Linked DNA regions of Homo sapiens: regions 1 and 3 are each linked to region 2. Evidence: chromatin loops called from intact Hi-C (ENCODE). Cell type or tissue: HCT116. All regions are shown on one strand.

The links. Peaks named below come from ENCODE experiments on the same cell type or tissue, not always from the same donor. Only the 100,000 strongest peaks of a DNase experiment are listed, where the experiment ranks them.
Region 1: it touches region 2 in a loop (8-fold over the local background); 81 of 110 quality-filtered maps call a loop at or near these places.
Region 3: it touches region 2 in a loop (6-fold over the local background); 38 of 110 quality-filtered maps call a loop at or near these places.

The regions. Positions count from the first base shown.
Region 1 is chr9:12,716,309-12,724,308 of GRCh38, forward strand. All of the region lies in intron 3 of LURAP1L-AS1 (LURAP1L antisense RNA 1), which reads right to left. Among named protein-coding and RNA genes, the nearest start is that of TYRP1, 27 kb to the left of the region's middle. In HCT116, CTCF peaks have their summits at 738 (motif pointing right), 3,332 (motif pointing right) and 7,505 (motif pointing right); DNase peaks (open chromatin) are centred at 3,333 and 7,529.
Region 2 is chr9:13,084,695-13,092,694 of GRCh38, forward strand. No RefSeq gene overlaps it. Among named protein-coding and RNA genes, the nearest start is that of SNORD137, 120 kb to the left of the region's middle. In HCT116, a CTCF peak has its summit at 4,244 (motif pointing left); a DNase peak (open chromatin) is centred at 4,257; H3K27me3 peaks cover 1,666 bases.
Region 3 is chr9:12,698,895-12,706,894 of GRCh38, forward strand. It overlaps TYRP1 (tyrosinase related protein 1), which reads left to right. Exons shown (of 8, transcript NM_000550.3): 5 at 3,377-3,544; 6 at 5,632-5,811. LURAP1L-AS1 (LURAP1L antisense RNA 1) reads right to left here. Exons shown (of 4, transcript NR_125775.1): 4 at 1,105-1,732. Among named protein-coding and RNA genes, the nearest start is that of TYRP1, 9.5 kb to the left of the region's middle. In HCT116, CTCF peaks have their summits at 269, 832 (motif pointing left) and 3,447; a DNase peak (open chromatin) is centred at 3,457.

The DNA.
Region 1 (8,000 bases), 370 kb before region 2:
AACAAAATTTCCATCTAAATAGTAAAAGAAATTGATTAAATAATAACAAAAATATGATATAACTAAATTGAAAAATGTAAGCAAGGATGAAGTAAAATATGTTGGTGAGCAAGGCTATGATAAAAGCTGAGTCCTCATCATCCAAGGTAGAATATCAAAACTTACTGTCTCTAAATTTTTTAAAAAGATAAAAATACATTTAAAAACAGAGGCAAAATTAGAAGAAATAATTTGAAGAGCTGAAAAAGTTGTATGAAAAAGTGTCATCTGTGTATAGGAAAGGCTGGGGCAGGAGACCTTGATCATTCTTTATCAGCCTTGACTTTTTTAAATAAAAATTTTTAAAAAGCAGGTGATGCTTCTGGAAACCTCGGTGAAGAATGATTTATTTCAGAATGTATAACACTAAAGCAGAAGTTCATTCTTAATGTGTTCTCCTATTATATAGAAGTATTTAGACTTCTAATCTGGGGAAAAGAGAAAAAAGGACATGGCTTTCAAATAGAAACTTAGCAAAATGAGTAAGAAGAGTCATTAAGCACTTTGATTAAATAAGTAAATTACACATGGAAATACACTCTGGCATTCTTTTTTATTTATGCTCCAAAATATAGGCTTCTGGCATGTTGTAAAATGTATTTCTCCATTGTTATTTCTTTCTGGTCTTCAGATTTACTCAGACTTTTGCCACTATATCTGCTAAAAACTGAATAGAATATTACCACAAGATGGCACCTTTGAACATATTTCAAAATGTTGATTATGAACATCAAATGCCTCCAACTGAAATGAACAGTGAAGACACCTGTTATTCCTTTTCTGGTTTTAAAAAACGTTCATGTGATTCTTGAAAGCAGAAGAAATGAAATTTTCATTTGAGTAGAAATGGGTTTGTGTGATTAATAATCTCCACATGGCTGAAATTTCCAACTAAATAACAATGACAAAAATGTATCTTCTTTATCGACTAAAACTCTCTTGTATACATTATCCCCCTTCATCATGATCACTGATCATAAAGCCCTTCCGGGCCACAAAATGAAGAGTGAGTGGCATATCACCCAAATGGTTCCACGTACAATAGATGATTATGCCAGGACCAAAGACATTGATAATTTCTGACAAGGGTGAAAGGGCTAGCCAGCTCTGGGAATCGTCTGCATTCAGCTGCTGAGAATACAAATACTGAAATCACAGTTAACTGTGTACATGTACACTTAAAGATTTCAAAACTAGCCTGAGAAGCCTAAAAAAATTATTTTAACTTACCTTGAAAAAATTATAATTTAGAGAAAAATTGCAAGAATAAAATAAATTCCCATGGACACTGCACCTAGATTTAACAATTGTCAGTATTTTGCACATTTGCTTTTTTACTCTATCTCCATGCATGCCTATGTGCGTATCATTATTATGAACATTTTTCCTGAACAAAATTGAAAGTAAATAGCAGATATTATGACCTTTTATCCCTGTTTTAGTATGTGCCTCCTAAGAGCAATGGCATTCCCTTACATAATCACAATACAACTGTCAGGAAATTTAAAATGGATGCAATACTATGTTCTAATATATAGCCCATATTCAAATTTTCCAGTTGTTTCAGTAGTATCCTTTGGAGTGATTTTTTAAAATAACAAACTCAACATTTTGAAGAAGAAATTAAAAAATGGCACATAAAAATATAAACAACATAAGGGAAACTTAAAGAGTAGAAGAAAAGGCCAAGAGAGGACATTCTATCAAATTTCCTTTAGGGGAAATAAGTCAACATCTGTTTGTGATAGGCAACATGATAAGACTAATTCTATATTCAAACAGCCCTAGTTTGGCTTCCTGTCTCTTCCATTTATTAGCAATGTGTCCTTGAGCAAGTTGCATTACTTCTCTAAGCCTGTTTTCTTTATCTGTAAAATAAAGGCGGTTCTTACAAAATAGTGATTTTTAGAACATCAGAAGTGATAATGGTAAGTATATCTCCCAATACCTAAAATGTAGTACTTGCTTAACAAATTTTAACTTTTATTCCTAGAATAATGAAAACTTAACTCTTTCCAGCTACCTCCTTAAAAAAATGATTTGGAAAAAAAGAATTTATCTCTTGGTTCCCAAGTTAAATCTCTTGGTTCGTGATACCATGTTGCACACGGGTTTCCATCTGAACACTCTCATCCCACTGCCATTGAAGGGCATGTCACAGCTAATTATCTGTCATCACGCCCTGTTGCATAGGCAGTACCTTGCCTGCTGCTGCTGGGACCTCAGTGCTGTCTGTTGATTCATTTGCATTGCCTCCTGAGTGTCTCTGCTGTGTATGGATCACACAGAATGAAGCTCAGGGGCCAACTGGCAGGCCCATCTGAATTGTGGAACATATCTAAGTCCCCTCCTCATTACTTAGTGAGTAATGTGGGGGATGTTCCCTGGTTCACACACCCTGGCAGTGTAAATGGTCATCTGCTGCCTCATCTGCTTCTCCGCGTCTGGGGTGCAGGACCAGATCGGCTGAGGAACTTTGCTAGCACTTATGCAAATAGCTGTGGGAGCTCCTGGGTTTGGCAACATTCCTTTCAGTAGCCTCATTTGTGGCTGCGCCGTCTGCCTCTTTTGTGCTTTCACAGCTTTGTGAGGCAAGCTCAAAATAGATCTCTCCCATACTCAAGTTGTATTTATGTCCCTTTACCATGGAAAGATTGAAACCCTTCCCAATACGTTTAGTGCTCCCTGTTCGGTGTCTGAGTGACTGTGATGTTTCAATTTAAACTCTAAAAGAACATGTATTTGAGGCAAAATCAGACTATGCATATCTAGTTCTGATTCCCCAAATTAGACTTAAAATATATAAATAAATTCTTACAGCATGTGTAGACATAGAACAAGTCCCAAACTGTTAGGCATATATGTATAATACCATAATTTTGTTCCAATACAAACTTCATTCTTTCAAATAAACTGCATAATATATACTTGTAAAAAAATCTGCCTTCAATTTATTTTAAAAAATTATCTTCAAACTACTGACTTCAGAAAGTAGCTGTGGCCATTCAGAACAGGGCATTACTGAGTGACAAGGATACTGTTTAATCTTGGTATGAATTCTTATTTCATTAAAGGATGAGGTTTCTTAATTTTTCCTTCTCTTTCCTCCATATTACTCTATACCTTTTACTATGAGATACTCCTATAGAAACTAAATTTAAAGTCTACCTAGAAAAGAAAAAAAAAAAAAAAAGCATTGTAAATAAGCCCCAGCCATGAGAGTTTTATCTATCTACAAGCGGCTGTAAGAACCACTGGAAATAAATGATACCTAAAGCTGTTTTCCTCTAGGTGTCAGTATACTCCCAGAACTTTTAAAGCTTAGATTTAATGAAAAAAGTAGGAGCACAGTAAAATAAATGTTTACTGCTAGTCCATACTATTTATACATTTGAAAGATTTTTTTTGAAAACTGAACTAAATTTGCCACTATGAATGTTCATCTGCAGATGACAGAATAGATTTTGTACTAGAAAGAACAAGATATGGCTATGATATATTTCTACAAACACACATTGTTTTTTCCATCTTTTTTTGGCATTGGAAAGCCCTATCATTCATTATTGGCTATCATAAGTTACCTTGTCCTGTGGACAGACATTAACATTCTAAAATTTCAATAAACTTTGTAGATAATTATTGATACCCATTACAATAATTGGGCTCAATTTAAAATGCTCATTGGCAGGAAGTCTTGCATTATACCTTTATCACCAATGGCGTAGATTTGTTTAATTAGACTAACACAGAATTTTTAAAATAACACAAGATACAAATATGTTAATGAGTGTGTGACTGACATTTATCATAACATGTATTCTATTAAAACACTGTCATCCACATTCCTCCAGTCATAGAGAATCCTTCTCTATTTTCTCTCCAAATTAAGTTTCCTGAGGAGGCTGTGTATCAACTGGATGACTCCCAGTGATCAAACCAGGAAAGTAATAGTGACACGCCTGCACCGATAGTTTCAGTGTATTTAAGAAATTCATTACGCCCTATTTTGTAATTTTTCTCCAAGCTTTATTTTGAAAACTGTCAAAGCCCCAGAAATCTGAAAAAGCAAAGCAAAACAATGAAGACTTGTATAGACTATTTATTTCAACAGTTGTGAATATTTTGTGACATCATATTTCTCTAAATAAATACCTTGACATGTAATTTAAGCAAAACATGTTTCTGAGGAGATCATATAAATTATTGTTAATCAAAATCTCAGGTAATGTAAATAGCTCTGTCAGTTTTCCATGAAGCCCTCAATCCAATTCTTATATGACACACAAGGAATGTATGGATAGATGTATGTGTCTAAATTCCTGCTGGTATGATTGTAGTCCTCAAAAAACGCTGGAGATCTGGATCAGGTAGATAATCACATACAGAGCAATCAGGAAGCAAAGCCAAGTTGATAGGATCTTTGAGATCCTTTTCAGAGCTCCTACTTCAAAGCCAGCACAATCCCTACCCTCCGAAGAGCCAATCAGTGCACTTTACGTCTCATATCTCTACCATTACTCTGTTACCTGAGCAAAGTCTGAAAACCACCACTGGAAAATTCAGAAATATAATTCTAATGACCTCACAGATAAACCTCTCCAATTATGGCAAAATCAGGTACCTCTCTGATCACAGACAGGAACTTAGAAATAACTAAAAACTAAAAAAAAAAAAAAAAAAAAAAATTACCATGATGGAAGTGACTCTGCCAACTATAATGGATGAATATTTATTCATTTCTTAGTTTGGATGGGTGACAAATTATTAGCCTTTCTTAGGCACCAACTCTTAGTCTACTCAAGTTTCTTCCATAACCTTATGACTAACCTAACTGATCATGTCACTCTCATAGTTCAAGATTAAATTTCATCTATCAGTGTTCTCCAGAGAATAAGGTTGGGACAGTGTCAACTTTTTTTGAGACTTTATTTTGTACTTTGTCAAAACATTAAATAATTTTAATTCTGCTTAAGTAAATTTTTTTTAAGAATATCTTTGAAGATCTCTAGTGAAATTATTTTATAAGTTCAAAGTACTGTTTTAGTTTTATATTTGCTACTGTAACAAATTACAACAAACCTAGTGGCCTAAAACAAGACAAATTTATTTTTTTCACTTCTGAAAGCTGTTTTTACAAAGTCACCGGGCTGACACCCATGCATGGTCAGGCCTGTACTGTCTCGGGAGGTCTTTTTCTTTGCCTTTTCTAGCTTCTACAGAAAGTGTCATACCTTGCATTCCTTGGTTCATGGCCCTTTCTCTATCTCCAAAGCCAGTAGGATCATATCTTCTCTGACTCTGCTTACATGTCCTTATGTCACATGGCCTTCTTTGCCTCTGTCAAATCTCCCTCCATCTTTACTTTATGCGAAAATTTGTGATTGCATTTAGGACCCACCCACCAAATAATCCAGGATAATCTCTTCCTTTGAAAGTCCCTAATTTAATCACATCTTCGAGGTCCACTTTATCACATAAGGTAACATTCACAGGTTCCAGGTATTAGGACCTGAACATCTTCGGGGGTCATTTTTGAGCTTACCATAAATACTCTCTTTGTGTGCCCATTTTGAGAAATTGGCTCAGTTATTACCAATAGATAAAAATGAGGCCAGTTCCAAATTCTTCATTTTTCTTCATTAAACTGCTGTGAAAAGTTTATTCTTAGACAGTTTTCTGGCAATGATAGAAGACACTGAATCAAGACTGTAAAACTGACTGAAGAATTCTGCTTTTACCTCATAAATCTTCCCCCAAATTTCCTGCTCTCCAATTATTTTTCCTCCTCTTTACATGGAATCTTTTTATGCTATATTTCTACTTAGAATACTTCTATGATAGACATTTTGGTTTCACCAATTAGCAGAGAATTTCAAATTCCTCCTCTAAACCTAGTTTGTTTATTGGTTTGCTTTCCTTTTCTTTACATGTTCATGTAATTAAGATGGCTTTAGTAGTCACAGCTTGCACAAGAAAGGTTGACTCACCTGCCCGTGTGAAAACATCTTTCAGATTTAAGAAGAGTCCCAAGGGAGCATCCCGAGTTTATTGCTCTTTGCAGGCTATAAGCTCTCCTTAAGTGATCTCAACCATTTTCATACTTTTAATTACCTTCCCTAGGCTAATAATTCCTGAATCTCTATATTTAGCCTTAGACACTGCCATGAGCTTCAATTTCACATATTTAATTGCTGGCTAGAGAAATCCATTTGACTAGCTCTCGAGACTTTCAAATTCCAAATACCCAAAATGAAACTATTTCTTTTCCCTATAAAACATGCCTCATCCCTCCTCAGCTAAAAGTGCTACCATCTATGAGACACTTCAGGAGAAACCAGGCAGTCAATTTGGATTCCTCCTTTCTCTTTAATCTGCCAGTTGGCCACCCCACCTTTATAATGAATATACAACATGTCTGCTCATGAATCTTCAACAAATATTTTTCAAGTCTCTTCTCTCTCGAATTTTTCACCACTGCCTAGCTAGACCTCTGCAACCCTTTAAAAAGGCCTACAACATTTTCATTTCCTGAAACTTTCAGTATGTTAACATACTGAAAAAAAATGCTAAGTTAGTTATCACTGTATATATATTAAATACTAAACTGAATGAACTAATGGTTTCAATGCAAGTAAAATGGTGCTATTCATGAGAAAATTATAGGGCTTATAAAAAATTCAGACTGCGTTACGGGAAATATGACTAATATTGAAATACAAGTTTAAAATTGTTTGATAATATGTTCTTTCAAAACTGTCAGTGTTTGTCTGAGATTGAATGCATACTTTCACTTGAAGATAATATTAGATGTCTATATTTGAGAGTCTCTGAATGTGAGTCCAATACCACACGGCCTTTCTGTAACTTCCTCTGTCCTGCCTCTCCTTCACTGATAGAACTGAAGCCTGATCCACCATAGTTTTCTCACTGCCTCCAAACAATGCTCCTCTCTTCCAAGGCTTGATTTACTAAATCTTAACTATCTCCCTGCCTCACTTAACAGAGTAAAGGACAATCTCAACATGGTATTTTATGCCTTCTGGGACCAGTCTGTGATAATTTGGCAAGCTCATCTTCTGTCTCTTCCTCTTCCCAAATTTTAAGTTCTAAGCCTATGAAATGTTTGCTTCTCTGAAAGACCCATACGTCTTCATACTTCCAGGCTATTGTTCATGCTGTTCCCGCTAGTCTACTGTTTATCCACCTAACTACTTCTCAGTAGTCCACCAGGCAAGAGTCATTCACTCCACATAAACTTCCCTCATGACCTTGCTGGGTGCAGTCCTTTGCAATGCAATTTGTCCAAGGCGTATCCTTGACAGTTTCCACACCTTCATGCTTGTGATATTGTGTTCTTGGTGGGCAGAAACCATGTCTTACTTATTTTTGTGACCAGATACCCTGCAGATGATCTAAGACAGGATGGAAGCAAATTGATATTTATCAAATTGAACAAAACTGAGTGAACTTGGAAGGCACTGATTTCACAACTTCTAACTTCCACAAGGTGGCAATATTTTATTCTCAATAGAGAGCAAATCACAAAAATAGGAACTTAATGCAAGGATGGTGTTCAGTATAGATATATAGGTATGTCATTATTTTAGAATATATATATATCGAATATATATATAATAATATATTGAACTCCAGTCACGTGTATGTGCCTGTGTAGAGTGAAGCTGTTCTCCCAGCTACCCATTTATACTAGTGCAAACTGTCAGCGGACAAGTTGATATTTCCTTTACAATCTTTACAAAAACATAGTTGAAAAAATATTAAATTAGTGGGCAGTGGTTAGAGTAGATCTTCCTAAATAAAAGGGACCTTGTACCCTTTTCATCCATAGTGTTATCACCCAAAGATTTTCAAAAGTAGATGTGACACTGAACTTCAATTCTTGGTATTAGTTGGGCGTGGCGGTAGTAGTAGTCCCAGCTCTTGAAAGGCTGAGGTAGGAA
Region 2 (8,000 bases):
TGGTGTTCTGTAATCAGTGATCTTTGATGTCACAATTGTAATTGTTTTATGGCACCACAAACTGTGCCCATATGAGACAGCAAACTTAATCCATAAATGTTGTATGTGTTCTGACTGCTCCACTGATCAGCTGTTTCTCCATCTCGCTCCCTCTTCTCAGGCTGTTCCATCCCTTGAGACAACACTATTGAAATTAGGCCAAATAGGAACCCTACAATGGCCTCTAAGTGTTCAAGTGAAAAGAAGAGTTGTGTGTCTCTCACTTTAAATAAAAAGCTAGACAGGAGAGGTGGCACATCCTGTAGTCCCAGCTACTCAGAAGGCTGAGGCAGGAGGATCACTGGAGACCATGAGTCCAAGGCTGCAGTGTGCTATGATTGCGCCCGTGAACAGCCACTGCATGCCAGCTTGGGAAACATAGTGAGACCTTGTCTTTAAAAAGAAATTAAAATAAAAACAAATATAAATTAAAAAATCAAAAGCTAGAAATGATTAGGCTGAGTGAGGAAGGCATGTTGATAACTAAGACAGGCCAAAAGCTTAGTCTCTTGCACCAGTTAGCCAAGTTGTGAATGCAAAGAAAAAGTTCTTGAAGGAAATTAAAATTGTTACTCCAGTGAACATGAATGGTAAGAGAGCTAACCAGCTTTATTGCTGATATGGAGAAAGTTGTAGTGTTTTGGATAGAAGATCAAACCATTCCATTAAGCCAAAGCCTAATCCGGAGCAAGACCCTAACTCTTCAATTCTGTGAAGGCTGAGACAGATGAGGAAGCGTAAGAAGAAAAATTAGAAGCTAGCAGAAGTTAGTTCGTGAGGTTTAAGGAAAGAATCCATCTCCATAACATAAAAGGGCAAGGTGAAGCAGGAAGTGCTGATGTAGAAGCTGCAGCAAATTATCCAGAAGCTCTGAGATCATTGATGAAAGTGACTACACTAAACCACAGATTTTTAATGTAGATGGAACAGCTTTATCTTAGAAGAAGAGGCCTTCAAGGACTTTCACTAGAGAAAAGTCAATGCCTGGCTTCAAAGCTTCAAAGGACAGGCTGATTTTGTTCATAGGGGCTAATGCAGCCAGTGACTTTTAAGTTGAACTCAATGCTCATTTACCATTCCAAGAATCCTACGGCTCTTATGAATTATACTAAATCTATTCTGCCTGTGCTCCATCAATGAAACAACAAAGTCTGAATGACAGCACATCTGTTTATAGCATGGTTTACTGAATATTTTAGGCCCACTGTTGAGACCTGCTCCAAAAAAAAGTTTCTTTTCAAAATATTATTGCTCAGTGACAAGGCACTTGGTCACCCAAGAGCTCTGATGGAGATGTACAAGGAGATGTTGTTTGTTTTCATGCCTGCTGACACAATAATCATTCTGTAGCCCATGGATCAAAGGGTGATTTTGACTTTCAAGTCTTATTGAAAAAAAAAAATACATTTGTAAGGCTATAGTTGCCATAGATAGTGATTTCTTTCTTCTTCTTCTTCCTTTTATTTTTTTTTGAGATGGAGTCTCGCACTGTCACCAGGGCTGGAGTGCAGTGGTGCGATCTCGGCTCACTGCAACCTCTGCCTCCCAGGTTCAAGCGAGTCTCCTGCCTCAGCCTCCCAAGAAGCTGGGATTACAGGCACACACAGATGGTGATTTCCCTAATGGATCTGGGAAAAGTAAATAGAAAACCTTCTGGAAAGGATTCACCATTCTTGATGCCCTTAAGAACATCTGTGCTTCATGGAAGAAAGTCAAAATATGACCATTTGGAGTTTCTTCCAAACTCCAATTTCTTTTGGAAGATGTTGATTTCAAAAGTTCAAGACTTCAGTGGAGGAAGTCACTGCAGATGTGGTGGGAATAGTGAGAAAACTAGAATTAGAAGTGAAGCCTGAAGATGGGACTGAATTGTTGCAATCTCATGATAAAGCTTGAATGGATGAGGATTGCTTCTTATGGATGAGCAAAGAAAGCAGTTTCTTGAGATGGAATCCACTCCTGGTGAAGATACTGTGAACATTGTTAAAATGACAACAAGTTATTTAGAACATTATGTACACTTAGTTGATAAAGCAGTGGCAGAGTTAGAGAAGATTGACTCCAATCCTGAAAGAAGTTCTACTGTGGCTAAAATGCTATCCAACAGTATCACATGCTACAGAGAAGTCTTTCATGAAAGGAATAGTCAAATTAACAAGGCAAACTTCATTGTTGTCTTAAGAAATTGACACAGCCATCCCAGGCTTCAGAAACCACCACCCTGATCAGTCAGCAGCCATCAGTATTGAAGCAAGACCTTCCACCAGAAAAAGATTAGAACTCACTCAATGCTCAAATGATTGTTAGCATTTTTTAGCAATTGCATATTTTAAAATTAAGGTATATACATGTTTTAGACACAATGCTCTTGCACACTCAGTAGACTACAGCATAATGTAAAGGTAACTTATATGTACTGGGAAACCAAAAACATTCACGTGATTCACTTTATTGCAATATTCCCTTTATTGTTGTTGTCCAGAACCAAACCTGCAACATCTCTGAGGTATGCCTGTCATTGAAAAAAAAATAAGTATGTGTCAGGCAGGACTTTTGTCAGGACAGTGGAGATCTTACAAAAAAATAGCCAAATACCATAAGAGTGTTAAACTTAATTTATCTTAGACTTAGCAACACTATTTATTAATTTAGAGATTTTTAGCCCCTATCAGGCAGGGATAAGTGTACCTAGCATAGTTTTTGGAATTTGGATATGCTCAATGGATGTTCATGTTGTTCAAAAATTGAGAATCTACTCTATGCACAGCACTGTTATTGCGAATAGATAGTCTTTCAAAAATATAGGTTAAGGCCTAACAATGTCTAATTGAGTTTTCTAAGGAAATCTCATTATGAGGCCTCATAGTTCTTCAAGATGTCTCCAGAGCATTCCATTCTTCAGTAAGTAAAAGTAGCATTTCTATATTTATAGAAAAAATTAATTCTGAGTGTTTCAAGGCCAAAGATACCAGCTAAGGTTACTTTTTATTCTTCAGGGGAAAATTTATGCACAAAATGCTGAAGGCTGCAGTGACAGTCACTGAGTTGGAAACGGAAACTTGAAAACTGATTTTACTTTCTTTCTTTCTTTCTTTTTTTTCTTTGAGACAGAGTCTCGCTCAGTCGCCCAGCCTGGAGTGCAGTGGCTCGATCTCCGCTCACTGCAAGATCCGCTTCCTGGGTTCACGCCATTCTCCTGCCTCAGCCTCCCGAGTAGCTGGGACTACAGGGGCCCGCCACCATGCCCAGCTAATTTTTTTTTGTATTTTTTTAGTAGAGACGGGGTTTCACCGTGTTAGCCAGGATGGTCGCGATCTCCTGACCTCGTGATCCGCCTGCCTCGGCCTCCCAAAGTGCTGGCGTGAGCCACCGCGCCCGGCCTGATTTTACTTTTATCAGTGAAGTATTACAACATAACTTTATTGAATAAAACACAAAATAAGCACTCTCAAAATCCATTTAAACTTACATCAAAAAAAAAATTCAACCAAATATTTCATTTACCCAGAAATAAAAACTTTATGTTAGAGGACAGAAAGAAAAAGAAAATCGGGGGAAAAATGTATTTAAAAAGGTCATTATTCTCTTCGAAATTCCAGCAATGATACTAAATAGTAATATCAATGAAAAGCCAGGCTTCTAAGAAGTGTTGAGTACTTCCTGTAGCTATTATTTTACGTTCTTCATATAGAATTCTTTTTTTTGTTGTTTTGTTCTGAATACAAAGAGCCTGGCTTTTTCACTTTTATATTTTCCCACCTTAAGTTGGATTTTTACAAATGGAGGCATTCCTTAAGAGTTGACTTAAGAATTCATTGATTTAGTGCTTGATGTTAATTTTTTCAATAACCACTAAAGCCTGTGCGATACCCTTCTTTTTGCCCAAAACATGTACTTTAAAAAACAGCTAATTTTCATGGAAGCAAAAAGAATATAACCACATCCTCAAATCTGGAAAAAGTTGTATCTTACTTTCTACTTTTGTACAAGTTTCTGAGAAAATGTAATGCTCCAGTACTTTGGAAGTAAAAGTACTGGAACTTTTACTTTTTCTGAAAAGTTCTTAGAGCTACTCAGAAGAAATGAGAAAGATGCGGTATCAGGGGGAGGACAGGGTGGGAGCTGGAGGGGCGGGTTGAGCGCGGGGAGGGTAACGGATAAAGGAGAACAAAGCAGAAGTAGCATGGACTCTACTGCCCTCTAGTGTTTGGATTCCAGAAGAAGATTAAGGTGTTTCCTGGCTTTCATGTGTTCTCTTGTGGGTTTATTTTTCCCTGGAGAATTTTAACCAAATGGGAAGGTGTTCAACCAAGTGACAACATTGCCTGAAGTATCAGGAACAGCCACGTTTACTTCATCAGTCATAATGATCATCGGATTTTTTCTCTGTTTACTCAGGTCAATGAGGAAAACACATCAAACACAGAACCAGCACTTTAAAAGTATTGCTGGAAAGATTCTTTTCCCCCCCAATAATTTAAAAGCAGAGTTTTTAATCGTCTGCACATTTCCCCCAATCTCTTGCATTTCTTGTGAGCATCTAGTTCCCTTTTAACACCTTGAAAAGCCCCAGAAGTCTGAGAAAGCTGGCCCGGTGGTGTCACTGTTGCACTGTGCGTGCACAGATGAGCACTGGTTGTTGAAATCTAAATGGCTGATGCTCCTGGGGTGTTCCACATGTTTTAATGTGGGTGTAAGCTATTTCATCTGCTACACTTACTTCTCTAAAACGTGTAGGGTAATCCTTACTTTTTTATTACTAAAATTTCCTTATAAATGGAACTTGCATCTTCTTATAAAAACATTTTAATGATGTTCATCACTAATCTAAATTTATCCATTTGCAATGCACTTCCATTTACTGAATGTGCTTTATAACCATATATATGCCAATTGACTATACAATGTACACATGCTTTTCTAAGTGCACAAAATATTAAATTATCCACAAAATGGCTCTGCCTGGTAACTTGATATTACAATCACTATTATACAAACATAAACATTTAATCAAGCTTGTATAGAGAATTGTATCAACAGTAAACACAATTGTAATCAAAATATCTTTTATGTTTAGTCTTGTTTCTATGTAGTTGTCACAAGATTTAGTAGCTGGCACAATAATAAACTGATATGGTAATTTGCCTGATATTGCTATGGGGAGAACAGATAAAACTTAACTGAGCTCCAAATCACAGATATGATGTAATAATCAGTGAACTTTAATACTTGCTAAGCAAATTGTTCATCCACACTTTCCTACTCTGTTAAGGAAAGAGTTGAAGCTGAAAAATATTTCAGGTAGCTTCTTGCTAGAAATTTGTATACATTAGAATATATATATATTCTAATGGTTTAATGTCTGAACTATATATGTATTCTAATATATATTCTCTCTATATATATTCTAATGGTTTAATGTCGGAACTTTCAGAGTACAGCTCAATAAATTAATGGTAATAATTTGCTACTATTCATTCATCTCCTTTCACCAACTTCAAATGTACAAGATTAATGCTTGTTTAATTTCCTTCAATTAAGCTAACATGATAAGCTACTTTTATAAATTATTTAAGTATTGGATTCTTGAAAAAAACCAACATTTTCAAATACTTGTCTTAAATTAAAAGTCACTTATTATCAGAAAACCTGAGTTTTAGTCCCAGTTTCACCATAGATTATTGGTAACATTAAAGATGGCTCATCTATAAAATTAGGGGGTTGTATTAAATTCTTCAGTAATATAAATTTTTAAATTGTATTGAAAATCAAAACTTCTTAAGCCTATTAAGGAGTTTGGAATGATAGCATTCTTGGCTCGAAGTATATATAATCAATGTTTTGGTCAAATTTAACAAGCTAGAAAGATAACAGGTAATTGGAATATAAAAATACACCCATGTACAAGAACTTAATGAGTAAGAACAGCCAACTTAGAAACATATTTGACCATGAGAGGACTGGCTTGTACTTTACACTCTAACCTTCCAATATCAACTAAATTATTTCGTTGTAACTTAGTGGATTTGCCAAAAGCTGACCCAATATTTCCCTCTCCAGCTCCATGCTTCCTGCATGTTGGACAATACACAGAGGTTTTTCTTTTCACCACTCGAAACTCAGTTAACTCCTCAAAAATAATAAACACATCCTCTTGACCCTTTCTTGCTTTCAACTCCTGTCCAGTTTCCGTAGGAAAAATATACTATACAACATGCTAACTTAAAAAGAAAAAAAAACTATTATAGCCTGCTCTGTGACACATCTGTTACACATTATGGAAGTAAAAAGCCGAAGGAGCCCCAGTCCTTCTGGGGCTAAATAATTCTATCAGTTCAGAGTTGGTGTGGTATAGCTGTGTTTCCCAAAAATGTATTCCTTGGAGCTTGAATCTCTCTCGATATTTTTGTTCCCCAGTGAAGATTTACGATATATTGCTATATTTGACATTCTGATAAGTCTGTCAAAACAAATTTCTTTAACTGTGTTTAAACCAGTGTTCCAACACTTTATTTTTGGAGCATAGATTTTTGTTTTTTAATAAGTAATATAAAACATTTGAAAAATACTGTTCCAGAGATAAAAATTTATGAGCGCAAAAAGAAAGATGAACTCTGATTAATAATAGCTACTATTTTTATATGTTCATTATATTCCAGGTACTTTCGACAAGATACACTTTAACACCTATTAGCTCATTTGACATAAAACTTTCTGAAGGATAAGGAGTCTGAGCTCAGCCTTGAAGAATGAATAAACCAGGAATATGTTGAGGAAAAGGTCATCCCAGAAAACGGTAAGTTTAAACGAAACTATGAGGCCAGTATATGCCAATCTTGTTTGGAAAATGGCAAAATGAATGAAGGAGCTAGAGCTTCTTTAGAACAAAAATGAGGAATTAGACTGGAGCATTAGAAGCTAAGTTGTAGGTGCCTCTAGTACTAAGTAAAATGTGGACTTGTTTTTTCTAAGCAGTGGGGTGCCTAAGACACATTTGAGCCAGGAGTGGCATGATTAAACAACTGGTCTAAGCCAGTTTTGTCAGTGATACATGGAGCGCAAAGAAAATAAAAACCACACATTTGGAAGTAAAATCAGGATGCATAAAAGACCTGTACTTTTCATTTCTAAAGCATCTGAACATGGCCAACAATTTTCTTCAAAATCTTAAGTGTTTTGCTCATCACCCTGCTCTGATTAAGCCTAGCTTTCCTCAAACATTAGCATCTAGCGCGTCACACACACTAGTTTTTCCATGTAACTTCATTTTATCAGAATACATTAGTAGTGCTTAATTGTCTCATTCAACTATAAAATTTTAACCCATGTTGGGAGTTAAATATTTGGGAGTGATAGAACCCATCTGATAAAGCACTGGAGAGGTGTGGCCAGTGAAACAGGAGGGGACCCATCAGGGAAGAGGGGCAGCTTGGTCAGTGGAAAGCACAGGGCGCCACGGCAAACTGCCCGCCAAATCCAGACAAAGGCTTGGCAAGCAGGAGGGGAAACTCAGATAAAGCCCAGGTGCATTTCATTCAAAGCGTGGGCAGACGATAACAATGACAAATGCAGGGCAGGCGGACCACACTTGAAAATGTAAAGCATGTAGGCCAGGCATGGTGGCTCACACCTGTAATCCCAGCACTTTGGGAGGCAGACGTGGGTGGATCACTTAAAGTCAGGAGTTTGAGACCAGCCTGGCCAACATGGCGAAACCTTGTCTTTACTAAAAATACAAAAATTAGCCGGGCATGGTGGTACACACCTATAATCCCAGCTACTTGGGAGGCTGAGGCAGGAGAATCACTTGAAGCTGGGAGGCGGAGGTTACAGTGAGCCGAGATTGTGCCACTGAATTCGAACCTGGCCAGCAGAGTGAGACTCGATCTCAACAACAACAACAAAAAAAAAGAAAAAAGAAAAAAGAAACTGTAAGGCATGCAGTATGCAGTAATTGGGCA
Region 3 (8,000 bases), 390 kb before region 2:
TCAATATCTTGCTAACTTTCTTATTTTGGAAATGTCTAGTTGTATAAACTAATCCTCTTAGTTTTCTTAGCACTACTTAGAAGTCATGTGTCTTGTGTTGGAATTTCACAGAAAATGTTTCCTAAGAAAATGTGAAAAATAGGCAAAAAGTTGGAAATGCCCTGGGAAGAAAAAAAAGAAAAGAAGCAAACCAAATGTATGCTTGCAGTTATAAAGTTAGAAAACAAAAGCTGATATGGGGGATAGTTTTCAGAAAAGGAGTATATTGTACTGATGTCTGCCCCCTAGCTGCTTTCCAGCTCTTCCAAAGTGAACACAGTAAGAGTACGCCTAATCAGTTGTCCCAGCATCCTTTCTCCAGTGATCTGAATGCCACCACTGTCACAGGTCAAGTTTCTGCCACATGTAGATCTCTTCCTGAGCTTTCTGTTCTCCTCCTTGGATCATATTATTATTTGTGCCTGTGGTAGTAACACAAGGTTTAATTATTAGACACCCCCTACCTCATCTTATTTTTCTTCTTCAGGCATGTATGGCTCTTTTGATTGTTCTTCCATATAAAAATAAGAGTTATGTGAATTTGTTTTCTTATTATAATCACCACATACTTATTCTACATGTATTATTTTATGCATCAAGTATTATTTTATGAACTTAAATAAGAAATACTCTAAATAAATCAGCAGGAATTAGATACATATTTTCACCATTAGATTATTTAGCAATGTATAGGAATAAGAGAAGTGATAATATATGAAAATTTCCTCTGTAGAAGTTTAAAACTTAGAATAAATTTGTATTTGTTTGGTATGCTGAATGCATGATCCCACCTTGTGGCAGAGAACTGAAATTGAGGATCAGGATGTCTGCAGATGCCAAAATGTTTATACTCTTTGTGACCAGGCCATTGTATTTTGGCCTGAGAGTTTTCTAGACATTTCCCAATCACCCTGATGATTGGATACCAAAATAAAACACAGTTTAAATGAGTGAATGCAATCATAGCACAGGAGGGGGAAGAAAGAGGAAGAGATTTTCTTTTCATCATAATTTTTCTTGTCAATTAATATAACAAGTCTCCTAACTCAGACACATAGTCTCATGACAAATTGAAGAATATTTATTTTAGGTTAAAATATTTTTAAGATTATCCCTTGTCTCACTGCAAGAGATAAATGGCAGACATTTTATTTATAAGGCAAAGGAAAGGGAAAAACTATCATTTTATTGAACATATATTATGTATCTGATATAGTATGAAATGCATTGATATAGTATCCTATTTAGTCTTCATAACAATTCTCTCTTCTATTACTGTTCTTCTTTAATGATCTTGTCCATTTCTGTAGTTCCATTCGTCATCTTTTACTGGAGACCCACACGTTTCCACCTTTAGATAAAACCTTCTTTCTTTAAATATTCCATACCCATGTCTTCACATGCTTGTTGCATAGTATTTCTCCAATATTCAAAATTAATGCGCCAAACTTGGTGGATTGAAAATAGTTAATATTTTATTGCAGCTAACGTTCTTCCAGCCACCAAAATACCATCTTTGAATCAACATAGAAAAACACTGTTCTTTATTCACAGTACTTCTCAAATATATTTTCTTCTTCAGACATGGGCAACTTTCCATTTATTTTTATGTGGAAATTCCACAGGACTTTGGTCCATAGGATGTTAGGTGCAATGGCAGAGTTTGTCCATATGCAAACAAATTTAAGAATCACTGGAATAAAAAACAAACTGGTTTATTTTTTATATAAACTAGTTTCTTTACTGTCAGCATTTTCTACAATGGAACTCTGTGAGGGCAAATTAGAATGTAATGTTTTGAAACTCAAGTAATTAATATTTGTTTCTTGGGATTTATTGATAGCTTCCTGAGCAGTAATCCCCAAAACATCAGCTTGAATTGATAGTCTAGCTAGTGATGGTGAAAGTTTTGGGTGATAATGTACACTCAATAAATAGTTTCCAATCCCACCTGAGGCATATGTTTTAGTTACATATTATTTAAATTTCATTATGCTAACTTAACAGGTTCTGATTATTACGTTAATTATAAAGCATAGAACATGGGAGGCTTTCTGAATGAAGGAAAAGGAATATGAGTTGAAGTTGTAAAATTATCTCTCACCAGCTTAGTGGATTGTTTTGCTTGTCCCTTTACGGTACATATATTCCTTTCTGGAGACCACTGGGACAGAATGATGCAAAATTTTCCTAACCAATCACCTCTCCTCCCACCCATCTAAGGTTTTGACTTCTCTCCACTTCCTAATAAATCACACATAACTTTCTTATCTTGATACTTGATTTTTTTTTCACAATATAGCTCTGGTCTAGCTTCTTTTCTTTCCTACAGTCCACTACTATCCTGGCACATACTCCAGGCAAACTATTTCCCAAACAGGCCCTCCCCCTTTTTTTGTTTATTTTACAGCTAACATGATCTTTTCCATATAATGACAGGCACCAAACAACTCTTCAGCACCTATTCAATGCCAGGTACTGTGCCAAGTCTGTGGGATACAAAGTTTTTTTTTGTTACAGATAGGGGGTGTTATAGACAGAAGAAAGTGTATCATCTCTTGCCATTTCCTCTGCCTAAAATGTTTGTCTTGTAAAATTTATTTCACCTAAGAAAATTTTTCTTAATCCTATGGGGCTTTGTGTAAATCTCTCTTCTTTATAAAGCCTTTCTGGAGATCTGACTGGGCAGGATCTCTCTCTCTCTTTCCCTGCTCCCTCCCACCATCTCTCTTCTTTAAGGCTCCTATCATATTATCTATCCCTAGTATCACAGTTCTTTGTTTGTTACTGCCCTTCACAAAGTTTCATTATTTCTCACATTAATTGCTGAAAAAGTTGAAAAATGTGTGTTGGTTGACATATGTATCACTTTCCAAAGAAATGTAAGGGTTTTTTTTTCCTTATTTCTCTGAAGGTTTAAATAGACAGCATTTGCATACAAAATATCACATATATGTGACATAAAGATTTTAGTGTAGAACTAGATTTATGAGATTATTTTGGCAAAATTCAATTTTCCATGGAATTTTCATTTTAATACATTCTTGTGGAAGAAGCATATATTGATTTAACAAATATCAACACCTGTATCTGTTAGTGTGATTCTTTTTTTTCCTTCAGATACTTTTATGTATCTCATATCTACTTGATTCAAAGAAATGGGACATGGTAACTTAGATTTTCTCATTTTAATGCTACCAAGTATGCATTTTTAAATTTTCTTTTCTACCAAGGAAAACCTATATTTCATATTCATGCTATGTATAAAGTTTTAAAGAGCGACAATAAGAACTCCAAACATTGTGTAAATGTTTCCACATCCCATTTTTTTCTGCAGGCACCGAGGATGGGCCAATTAGGAGAAATCCAGCTGGAAATGTGGCCAGACCAATGGTGCAACGTCTTCCTGAACCACAGGATGTCGCTCAGTGCTTGGAAGTTGGTTTATTTGACACGCCTCCTTTTTATTCCAACTCTACAAACAGTTTCCGAAACACAGTGGAAGGCAAGTAAATGAAATCAGTATTTTTAAAAGATCTAGTTATCAGAGAAAACTGAATTATTCAAAAGCAAGTTTCTTTGAGAAGGCTTTGAATAGTATATTAATCCTGTGTGTTTATGTGAATGAGATTTTCTATTATGATACACCTGCTTGAAAAAGGAACTTTCTTAAAAAGAAGAGTCAACCATGAAGCTCTTTTCATTATAGGTGAAGCCCTTGGAAATCATGCTCTAATTTCTTAAACACCCAAAAACTTTTTAAATTCAAATTTCTGGTAGCTAGCTGGCCAATATGTAACTATATCAAGGTCTCTAGCATTGGCAAACAATATTCAAGACTTTGACAGTGTATTAAATTAGTTTAGTTTTTTTTTTAAATAGAGTAATAAAAAAAATTCCAAACAATTAGTTGACACTGAGTAAAGCCTTGCTTGCGCATATGTTTTATTTAGGTCCGTATTAACCTGTAACTTTTTTCAAAGGTCTGTACAAATTCAAATTAGCATCTACTGATGCTTAACTTGGTTTTCCTTATTTCACACAAAGTATTTTAAAGCTGAGGAAAGTGAGGTATAAACAGGTAAAATTACTATCACAAGATATTCAGCTAGTTACTAACAGAGCGTAGGTTCAAATTCAAGTTTTCAAAATCCAGTGTCTTTGTATAATAAATTTTGATACCTCCAAATGATGCTTGATATATATATATATTTAAAGTCTTCAAAAGAATATAATTACTTTTATCTTATAAACTTGTTATTGTTAAATTTTTACCTTCAATATAGCATTGTCCATGTCTAATGCATCCCATCTCCCCAAAAAATGCAAATACATTTCTCTGCCCTATGATCAGAGATACTTGGTATACAAATCTAATAATTATTTTTAATTCTCTCACCTTTTAGTCTCAAAATTATATGCCATATTAACCTATTTTTGATCATTTTAATAACTACCTGAATGCACTGATTTGAATATGATTCAATAAAAAAAATCACTATATTTTGGCTAATCTGTAAACTAAGGCCATCAGCACTGATGTTTTAAAAAATGTACAGATTGTGTCTTCTTAATGCCCAATCAGAAGACAATTATACTTATTTCCTGACAAAATGTATAAAAAGACGAGTGTCAAGCCACGTTCCATATATATCACAGACAATCTTTAAATGTTTTTGAGTCAAATAACAATGGAATAGATGCTTGAAAAAATGCATAGGTGGCTAAATAAGTGGCTACAACTATACAATTCATCTTAGATGAAGAGAGAACTGGTTAACATATTTTAAATTCTGATTTCATTTTATAATGCACAACAATTCCCTGATCTCAACCCTCTGGTCCTTCAACCCAATTAGACAGCCTACATTATAGACCCTCCATTTTTATTTATGACCTGTCTTATACCAATCCTTGTTTTCTCCCTTATATATGGAATATATATATATATGTGTGTGTGTGTGTGTGTGTGTGTGTATATATGTGTGTGTATATGTATATATGGAATTGAGATATTTATCAAAAGCTGTATAAATGTTTTGACAGTAGGTTTTCCCGATGTTTAAAACTAGCACAAAGATGGAAAGAAAGCCCTGAGGAATTGTAGCTTCCCCACAAAAAATAGTTTTCCAAAAATAAACGTGCTAACAGTCATTCAAAAATAAGGTAGGAGGCTGAAGTAACATCTGGCAACTTAAGTTCCAAGACAACCAGAGCATTCTTCTCCCAATTGTGTCAGCAGTTTTTAGCAGAAACTGGAGATTTTCACTATCTTTATTCCCATGTAGAACAATGTCTGCCTTGTCAAATAGAGTGTCTATATATTTTGACTGGTATCCTTTGCAGGTCATTATTTTTAACCTGGAGGCTACATTTAGAATGTCATGCCACTAGCATAAAACCAGCCTAGCTCTGGGTATAGCAAACAAATGTCATCAACCATAGGTACAGAGAAGCAGTGCTGTTATATTAAGGCAAAAATTGGCCTGACGAGCCTTGAAAAAATTGTTTCCCAATATAATCATTGCTATTACCTGGAAAAGTGAAATATTTGCAATAGTTTTACTATTCTCCTCCTTACCATGTGTCTAGGTTACAGTGACCCCACGGGAAAGTATGACCCTGCTGTTCGAAGTCTTCACAATTTGGCTCATCTATTCCTGAATGGAACAGGGGGACAAACCCATTTGTCTCCAAATGATCCTATTTTTGTCCTCCTGCACACCTTCACAGATGCAGTCTTTGATGAATGGCTGAGGAGATACAATGCTGGTAAGACATTTTCATATGCCTTTTGCATGCTCAGCTGGGCGGATTGTTTAGATGGCATAGTTATCAGTTCAAGCTGAGCACTCAGCGCATAAAAACACTTTCAAAATAAGGATAGCATAGCTGTAATATCAAGTCACTTCCAGACATTCAATTCTACTTTGAAAATGCAGGCAAGAAGTCTCTCCAAATAGTTATTATAGGATGATATTTTTAACCATTTGCTGGGACTAACCAAATCATCTCTCCTAATTTTTGCTACGAAAAAATGGCTACTATGTTTCACAAATTGTTCTTACCCTCATCTTCCAACATAAATTCTCATTACTTTTAAATATAAATGAGGAAAACCTTATAGAGCTCTTCTTTGATATCCCAAAAGACTAAAAATTTTATACCCATAATCCACAGTTCTTATTTTTATTACTTAATGGCCCCTCACAAATAGAAATTGTGTTCCACTTGAAAAGTTAATGTTGGCTTTTATATCACACTATAGGAAATCTCTTTTAAGTTCATTTCAATGCATTCTTTAAAATACTATTTAAAAGGCCTCTTTCTCTGCCTTCCTATGCAGCTGAGAGGCTAGCATTATTTTTCAAACAATAAAAGTGCTTCCACTGGTTAAAACATCGCAAATTTTCATAGGTTGAAAGCATTCTAAATTTTGGCTTTTGTGCCTTTAGCTCATAACGCACATAAACCTGATATTGTAGCTTAACTACCTATTGATTTATGTATCCATTAGGCATGCTTTCATTTCTATGTGTGTATGTGTGCAATAACGTCCTCTAATCCAACCTAATTAGGACCATTAATTGATGAAATTGATGAAAATAGTTTGTTCCATCAAAAATTATTTAAGAAACAACTTACACATAAGCCTGTAATCGCAGCACTTTGGGAAGCCGAGATGTGGGGATCACTTGAGCCCAAGAGTTTGAGACCAGCCTGGTCAACATGGTGAAACCCCGTCTCTACTAAAAATACAAAAATTAGCCAGGCATGGTCATGGGCACCTGTAATCCCACCTACTGGGGAGGCTGAGGCAGGAGAATCACTTGACCCTAGGAGGTAGAGGTTGCAGTTAGCCAAGATCACACCACTGCACTCTAGCCTGGCTGACAGAGACAGAGTTAGTTTTCAATCAGTTATGAATTCAGTTATTGCAGTTTCATCTCATTTTCATGTGTATTTATATACATAATGACAACCATAAATCTATAATTTACACTGTCAGCTTTTTTAAAAGTGAAACAATAAATGAGTGACTTTTGAAATACAATATGAGGGCAAATATTTTAGCCATACACCTTTAACAAATCTTTCCAAAATGTTCAATTTACATACTATAAAAACAACATCCTTCTCTTTGTTTTACAGTCATGATGACCACTTTATGTTTGTTTAACTAGATTACTTTTATTACAGTAATGAGTAAACTCAAATTAATAGGTTTAGGAATTAACAAAACCAGCTTTTGTTAAACATGCACTTCTGGGAACTACATGGCAATGTTCAAGTTGTATTTATTCAGTTATTCACAATGCCGTGGGTGTTAGTAAACTTTTTAGAGGAAATGGAGACTATTCAGTAACCTGGCAAGTCTCTTAAGTGGAGTTTTCTTTCACCTATGAAAGAAAGGAAAGATATTCCTTCACCTTGTGTATCTTGGCTGAAAATATAATTATTTCACATTGATAGCAAGTTGTTAAAGGTTCTCCAGATTTTAACTTAAAGGTCATTGATGAACCAGAAAAATACCTTTTGAACATTTTTTTCTGACATTTTCTTTGTTTGCAATATGTGTAGCATAAGGTTTCTCAGTAACTTGAATTGTAGTGGGAAGAGAAATACCGTAAATAAAAAATAGGAAACTACCCTGCAGCACATTTCTGATAAAATGTGGCCATAAAATTATAGGATAGGTCAATGTAAACACTTGCAAACTGCATGAAAGCTAAGCTGAAACAATTAGCCTCCTTCTTAAATATTCCTTGTACCTGCAAATACGTTTTAGAAATCAGTGTCATAAAACAACTGTGAAGAAGAGAAAGAAAAATTAGAAAGATTAAAAAAATTTATAAAACTGTCTGTAAAGCAAGAGTCTTGTTTAAAATAAGTCTAGGAGTGGAGGGATGGAATTCTTTTTCAAAATGATTGAAAGGTTTTTACAAATATAGAAAGCTCTT